2 separate regions of the Homo sapiens genome follow, and region 1 is linked to region 2. A link is an interaction called in ENCODE POLR2A ChIA-PET data of the cell type or tissue named here. Cell type or tissue: CD4-positive, alpha-beta T cell. All regions are shown on one strand. Region 1 has its middle 70 kb from the start of C21orf91-OT1. Region 2 overlaps C21orf91 (chromosome 21 open reading frame 91).

Evidence for each region. Peaks named below come from ENCODE experiments on the same cell type or tissue, not always from the same donor. Only the 100,000 strongest peaks of a DNase experiment are listed, where the experiment ranks them.
Region 1: POLR2A ChIA-PET joins it to region 2 with 5 read pairs; 3 of 35 experiments call an interaction of 5 or more read pairs at or near these places.

The regions. Positions count from the first base shown.
Region 1 is chr21:17,720,716-17,724,715 of GRCh38, reverse strand. No RefSeq gene overlaps it. Among named protein-coding and RNA genes, the nearest start is that of C21orf91-OT1, 70 kb to the left of the region's middle. In CD4-positive, alpha-beta T cell, no CTCF peak of the experiment used is centred here; no DNase peak of the experiment used is centred here.
Region 2 is chr21:17,788,236-17,792,235 of GRCh38, reverse strand. It overlaps C21orf91 (chromosome 21 open reading frame 91), which reads left to right. Exons shown (of 5, transcript NM_001100420.2): 5 at 1-3,262. All of the region lies in intron 1 of C21orf91-OT1 (C21orf91 overlapping transcript 1), which reads left to right. The region is part of intron 2 of LOC124900465 (a long non-coding RNA gene); the gene reads right to left. Among named protein-coding and RNA genes, the nearest start is that of C21orf91-OT1, 2.3 kb to the left of the region's middle. In CD4-positive, alpha-beta T cell, no CTCF peak of the experiment used is centred here; a DNase peak (open chromatin) is centred at 2,409; H3K4me3 peaks cover 1,373 bases; H3K27ac peaks cover 2,669 bases.

The DNA of each region.
Region 1 (4,000 bases), 68 kb after region 2:
AAAAAAAAAAAAAGCTTTTACCACAAGTGGCAGGAATTAACGTACAATTGGAAGAGGGCCAAGTGGGCGACCTGAGAGATCCAAGTGCCTCAACAAATATTTATTAAGTGTCTCATCTGAAAACCCCATGCTATGTGGATTCTGGGGATGCGATGGCAATCAGAAACAGACACTCCATCATGGAGCCAATGGTCTTGGGGGAGACAAATATATGATTTTAAAAATGTGCACAGAAAACATAGAACTCAACTATGCTAAGTGCTAAGGAGAGACAGAGTCCCTGAGACTTCGCACTGGGATTGGGGGGATTTGGCCTAGTCAGGAAGGTCAGAGAAGACTTCCACGAGAAGAGATAATAATTGAGATCTGAACAATGGGTTCAAGTGAAGAGAGGAGGAAAGAGTGTTGAGGAAAGCCAGGAACATGTGCAAAAGCATATGCCAAGGGAGCACGGAAACTGGCAAACCTTCGGATTCAAACAGAGTTTTGGACCATCAACCTTTGTACCACGTGGGAGCTAATCAGAAACGCAGACTCTCAGGCACAATTCCAGATTGACTTAACCAGAATCTGCATTTTAACAAGATTCCCTAGCAATCTGTACACATTTTAAAATTTGAGAGACTGAAAGAAGACCAATGTGGTTGGAGCTGAGGAAGTGAGGGGTGGGGTATGGTGTGAGCCGAGGCTAGACAAGTGGGTAAAGTCCACCACCCAGAGTTTCATCAGCCATGTTGAGGAGTTTGGCTTTATTCTTTTTTTTAAAGAGATGAGTTATGTTGCCCAGGATGGCCTGACACTCCTGGGCTTAAGTGAATGGGCTCAAAATATGCTCCTGACTCAGCCTCACAAGTAGTTGGGACTACAGGCACGTGCCACTGTGCCCAACTCAAGTTTGGCTTTACTCTAAAAATATTGGAAAATCATTGAAGTGTTTTAAGTCTGGGCAGGGAGGGAGGTTGTAGGAGGAAATCTAACCTTAGAGTAGTAACTCATTAGACAGAATGAGAATTAAATGTGATTCGCATTTAGAAGGCTATTACAGATGTCCAGGCAGGAGAATATGAGAATTTGGACTCCAGAGATGAAGGTAGAGGTGGAATTGGAAAAAAAAAAAAAAAGGAATGGATGTGAGACGTATTCAAAAAATGAAGTCAGCAAGACTTGATAATTGTTTGGATTTGGGAATGGGCGGATGTGATAACATATAAAATGCTTTCAGACTTGCACAAATGATTTTCATGGTTTTTCTTGATTTTCACTGTCTTATTTTGGCACCAACAATTAAGCCTAGCAATGCTGAATAAATGAATGAATGAACTGAATGGAAAGTTTGACGCAGAGTTTTAAGGGTGAGATCATGATTTGGGCTTTGGAATTGTTGATGGGGACTACTATGAGTTGAAGTGGGCCTCCCAAAAACATATGTTGAAGTCCTAATCCCTGGTACGTGTGAATGTGACCTTATTTCGAAACATAACAGACAATAGATGTAATCAAGTTATGATGAGGTCATATTCGACTAGGGTAGGCCCTAATTTTTTTCTTTTTATAAATTTAAGGGGTATAAGTGCAGTTTTGTTACGTGAATATATTACATAGTATTGAAGTCTGGGCTTTTAATATAGCCATCACTTGAATAATGTACATAAGTAATTTCTCATCTGTCACCACCACGCCCCACCATTCCAAGTCTCCAATGTCTATTGTTCCACACTCCATGTCCATGTATACATACTATTTAGCTCCCACTTATAACTGAGAACATTTGGTATTTGACCTTTTTTTTTTTGAGATGGAGTCTCACTCTGTTGCCCAGGCTGGAGTGCAATGGCACAGTCTTGGCTCACTGTAACCTCTGCCTCCCGGGTTCAAGCAATTCTCCTCCCTCAGCCTCCTGAGTAGCTAGGATTACAGGTGCCTGCCACCACGTGCAGCTAATTTTTTTTTTTTTTTGTATTTTTAGTAGAGATGGGGTTTCGCCATATTGGCCAGGCTGGTCTCGAACTCCTGACCTCATGATCCTCCTGCCTCAGCCTCCCAAAGTTCTGGGATTACATGGGTGAACCACCGTGCCCGGCCTTGACTTTCTATTTGTGAATTGCTTCACTTAGGATAATGGCCTCCAGTTCCATCCTTGCTGCTGCAAGAGACATGATTTCATTCTTTTTATGACTGAATAGTATTACGCTGGGTGTATATACCACATTTTCTTTATCTAATTATCGACTGATGGACACTTAGGTTGATTTCATATGTTATTGTGAACAGTGCTAAGATAAGTATGAGTGTAGGTATCTTTTGATATAATTATTTCTTTACCTTTGGTTATACATCCAGTAGTGTGATTGCTGGATCAAATGGTAGTTCTATTTTTAGTTCTTTGCGAATTCTTCATACTATTTTCCATAATTGTTATACTAATTTATATTGCCACCAGAAGTGTATAAGCATTCCCTTTTCTTCACGTTTTCACCAACATCTTTTTTTTTTTTTTTTTTTACTTTTTAATAATAGTTATTCCTATTGGTGTGAGATGATATCTCATTGTGGTTTTAATTCGCATTTTTCTGAGATTAGTGATATAATGAGCATTCTTTCATATGTTTGTTAGCCATTTGTATGCCTTCTTTCGAGAAGACATGTCTTTTTATGGTTTTTGCCCACTTTTTAATGGGATTACTTGGATTTTTTGTTGTTCTTGAGTCATGTGAATTCCTTGTAAATTTTGGATATTAGTCCCCTGTTGGATACATAGTTTGTGAATATTTTCTCCCATTCTGAAGATTGTTCATTCTGTTGATTATTTATTTTGCTGTGCAGCAGCTTTTTAGGTTAATTAAGTCCCATTTTTCTATTTTTGTTGTTGTTGCTTGTGCTTTTGAGGTCTTAGTAATGAATTCTTTACCTAGACTAATGTCCAGAAGAGTTTTTCCTAGGTTTTCTTCTAATATTTTTATAGTTTCAAGTCTTACATTTATGTCTTTGATTCATCTCGAGTTGCTTTTTGTTTATGATGAGAGATAGGGGTCCTGTTTCACTCTTCTGCATATGGCTAGCCAGTTTTCCCAGCATCATTTATTGAATAGGGATCCTTTTTCCATTAGCTTGTTTTTGTTGACTTTGTTGAAGATCAATTGGTTATAGGTATGCTGCTTTATTTCTGCCTTCTCTATTCTGTTCCACTTGTCTATGTGTCTATTTTTGTATCAGTACCATGGTGTTTTTGTAGCTTTGTTGTGTAGCTTGAAGTCAGTTAATGTGATGCCTCCAGCTTCGTTCTTTTTGCTTAGGATTGCTTTCACTATTTGGGATTTTTTTTGGTTCCATATAAATTTTAAGATTTTTTTCCCCAATTCTGTGAAACTCGATGTTGGCATTTTGATGGAAATTGCATTAAATCTGTAGATTGTTTTGGGCATTATGGTCATTTTAATGATACTAATTCTTCTGATCCATTAAATAAGATAGTTTTCCATTTGCTTGTGTCGTCTACAATTTCTTTCATCAATATTTTGTAGTTTTCCTTGTAGAAATATTTCACCTCGGCCGCCCGGGAGGCAGCGGCTGGAGGAGCGGACGGGCCCCGCGGGGCCCGAGGGCAAGGAGCAGCCGCCTGCCTTGGCCTCCCAAAGTGCCGAGATTGCAGCCTCTGCCCGGCCGCCACCCCGTCTGGGAAGTGAGGAGTGTCTCTGCCTGGCCGCCCATCGTCTGGGATGTGAGGAGCCCCTCTGCCTGGCTGCCCAGTCTGGAAAGTGAGGAGCGTCTCCGCCCGGCCGCCATCCCATCTAGGAAGTGAGGAGCGCCTCTTCCCAGCCGCCATCACATCTAGGAAGTGAGGAGCGTCTCTGCCCGGCCGCCCATCATCTGAGATGTGGGGAGTGCCTCTGCCCCGCCGCCCCATCTGGGATGTGAGGAGCGCCTCTGCCCGGCCGAGACCCCGTCTGAGAAGTGAGGAGACCCTCTGCCTGGCAACCACCCCGTCTGAGAAGTGAGGAGC
Region 2 (4,000 bases):
AAGAGTTTTTATCTAACAGATTGTGCCAAACAGCTAGATAAATTTTAATAATGTATTACAGTAAAGGCTATAACCAATGCAGAATTAAAATGGGCTCTAAATTCTGTTTTTAACTCATGTTTAGAATGTACTTATGAGGTAGATCCTTGCTTGAAAGTATCTGCTGAAAAGCCCAGTAACGTGGCAGCTTCATGCATAAAGATATAAATGACATTTGCCTTAAATTTGGCAGCCTACCCTGGCTTGGGTCAGATTTTGTTGTTGAACACAAGAAAGTATTTAAGCAAAGAAACACTTCAGTTTAATTGAAAACAACTTTTTGTAATGCTGACGTGTTAAATTGGCCTGAGGGTATTAATTGATATCTGTTGATTTTGTTTTTCTTTGAAGTATAACATTACTTTTTGGAGGGAATTTTTGAAAGATGCTTTCGATTTCTCTCAATTCTTTAAGTCATGCAAAATGAATTTAAAATCCAGGGAGTATGGATGCATTGCCTTAGTTTTGATGAGCTTTAAATTAAATGTGTGCAATATCAAAATATTCAAACTTACAAGCTGGGTAAATACATTTCCTGATTAATATCTTAGTGCTTAATTGTTCCCACATTTTCAAATTTGACTTTACTCTTTTTTGGCGTAATTCAGTAAGATTGTTACCAGCCAGTGTGTTTGCACACATTTGGGTTTGTGTTTAGATGAGTTAGGGACAGTCATAAAAGTTGGGGATATGTTGCATTTGATATCAATAGTAGCATATTTCCAGAATATGAGCCATAAGTTGCAGTCCTGAATACAACAGTGTTATCCAAAGAAAGGAGTTTTCTGACAAATATACATAGCTTTGCTAATGAGTACGGAACAAGTGGATGAACGTGTGCATGTGCTAAGGTCTTAAGTGGGACTCTGATTTATTCCATTTAGATATTTCTACTTAAGCTCTAAAAAGGAGAGGTGCTCTTAAAAAAAACTTTGTGGTGCTGGTACTCACACTACTTTATTTGGATGAGTTCCTAGTAAAAAAAACTTTTTGTTGAAGTATTTTGCACAGCAGTTTATCCAAATGTTTGGTAAACTTATAATTTAGTCCTATGTTAGTTTTCTTAATCAAATATGCAATTACTGTGTATGCAAATATAAGTATCAGGTACAGAGTTGAGTTCTAACAAGAGAACATGAAATATCACAAATATTGTTTTCCACACTTGGCTATTCTCTACAGTTGTTAGTAATTTTTGAGAATGTTTTGAAGCATATCTCATGTACTACTGTTTAAAAAGTGGCAAAACAGACTGCCAGTCATCCATTACTAAATTTTCAGAGCTTATATGATTAAGGGGAGTGAGATAAGACAAATCTTTTTCACGTTCAGTTTTATAATTTGACACGTTAAATTGAGTTTTAAAAATTAGAAAAGTGTTTTTGACCACACAGGTTGTTCTCTTTAAAGTTCAGCCTTATAATGAAGCTAAAAATCAATTATGTTTTACTTTGAGATTATCATCTTATCCTTTGATCCTCATATTAATATCTAAATTAGTCTTTTTTAAAAGGCATGCACTTGAGACTCCAGTAATAGATGATTCAGGCAGCAGAATAGTGTTTTGTTGTGTCGTTGACTATGCACAATGGTGGAGCAAAGACACATTCTTAGTTTTTCAAAACACATGTTCATTTTACCACAAAGTGCCCATTTTTATATACATTTAAGGATTATTTTTTCAATGTCAAGTTCATGTTAGTGATTTCAGAAATATAGTCAAAATATATAGTCAAATATATCTTGACAGGCATCTTGAGATTTGGTTTTTCATTTTACTATATTTATGACTGAAAATGGTTTTGTGTTTTCTTTATGTTGTTTATATATTTTTTACCTTAGTGTTTACACTGGTAAGGCTTGTTAGTCCATTTTTGTAGTTTTTTTAAAGTAAGCTTTTAGATCTATTTGTGTTTTAATGTTTCCCAGTTTGGGTTTTGTTTTGTTTTGGAAGAATCTGCTTTCATTATTAAATTATAAAATGTAAATGCTCTAAAGTAGGAATTTTTAAAGAGTAAATTATTTGTGTAGCTTATTAGGAGGTTCAGGTTAGTGACCATAAAGTGGGTTACTTGTACATGAAAATTTGAAATGGTACCATGTAAAATTCTTCTATTGTCAACTTTTTCTGATGTATGCCAGTTCATTTACTGACAAATGTTGTTACTAAGTGCTTATTAAGAAGTGTAATACGCTATAAAAAAGTTAATACTTTTTGTTCAGATGTAAGGCAAAGATAATTGATGCCGTTTCAGTGTATGATTGTATTTTTAACTTTTACGTTGGTGGGAGTAACTATTTGAGGAAATTTGTGGTGAGAATTAGTAAGAGATAAAACCCCCAACAGTTTATTCTTACCAAGTAAAGTTTTGTGGTCATGGGGCAGGGAAGAGTTTATTTACCAGAATACTAGAGCCCTCACACAAAATAAAGGTAACTTGGAGGAGGGCTATAATGCTTGCATCTCAGTATTTTCATTTCACTTCATCCTTTCATAATTGCCTTGATTATGGTGCAGTCTAACCTATTAAGCAACTTCTGGCTATGGTAACATTGATATGAACCATATTATATCAAGTCTCCAAAACATCTAGTTTGTTAACATACACTTTCCCTGTTCTTTTTAGTTTGAGTCCACATTACTAATACATTTTAATAATATTTAATTATTTCACAATTTTAAGTTTACCAAAGTAAACAAAAATTCATGAAGATGAGTATTGCCCTCTCCCAAAAAAGGTTTAAAGATTAGTTGAACTTCCCTCAACTACACCTAAAGCAAAGGGGAATTTTAGTAAGTGTGTGTACCTTGTTTCTTTCAGACGCATCTAGAATGTTTTTCTTTCACCGTACCTCCAAAAGAGGCAATTTAGAAAGTATTAAGTAGTGACTTTTGTTCAGTTCCATTTTGTGTGTGTGTGTGTGTGTGTGTGTGTGTGTGTGAACCTTGCTTTAAAACAGTAGCGTATACTATGGTCATTGAACTTAATCTCTCTGGTGTTAGAAATTTACTTTACAAAATTGTGTTAAGACTTTTGGAAAAAGAAAATGAAACTGCTGTGGTAAAAACCAAGTTTGTTTCAAAAAAGTAGGCAATTATTTGGCTGTTATATTTTCTTTGAAAACTGCAATAATTTATATATTTGTATTGCTCTGCTTGGGAACTGTATATATGCTTGTCTACTATTTTTAATTTTACAACAATAAAATAAGTATTTTGTTATCTGCTAGCTTGAGTGGATGCTTTGAAAAGTAGCTATATTTTTTTAAATAGTGGGTCTATATGGTTTTGCTTTGCAGGTTTAGGGAGTCTATAAATGATCTTATCTGACAATTTCTTGTAATAATCTTACCTTATCTCTGATACTTAATATTCTCTGTTTCCCAACAATACAGAAGCAGGAAATAAGTTGCCTGTGACTTACTAGATGTGTATGCAATTTTTTTTAATTGGGGTGTAATTTATATACAGTAAGCACAAACATTTTACTGTATTGTTTGAATTTTAACAAATGTATGCAACTGTAGAGCCATCACTCCCTTTGGTTCCCCTCACAGTCACTTCACTTTTTATTTCCCTTCCACTGATTGTTCTGATCCTTTTTTTTTTTGAGATGGAGTCTCACTCTGTTGTCCAGGCTGGAGTGCAGTGGCACGATTTCAACTCACTGCAACCTCCACCTCCAGGTTCAAGCGATTCTCCTGCCTCATCCTCCTGAGTAGCTAGGATTACAGGTGCACACCACCATGCCCGGCTAATTTTTGCATTTTTACTAGAGACGGGGTTTTGCCTTGTTGCCCAGGCTGGTCTTGAACTCCTGACCTCAGGTGATCTGCCCGCCTCAGCCTCCCAAAGTGCTCGGATTACAGGTGTGAGCCACTGCGCCTGGCCTGATTGTTCTGATCTTTATTACTGTACTTTGCATTTGCCTGCATTAAAAACTTTACATAAATGTAGTGA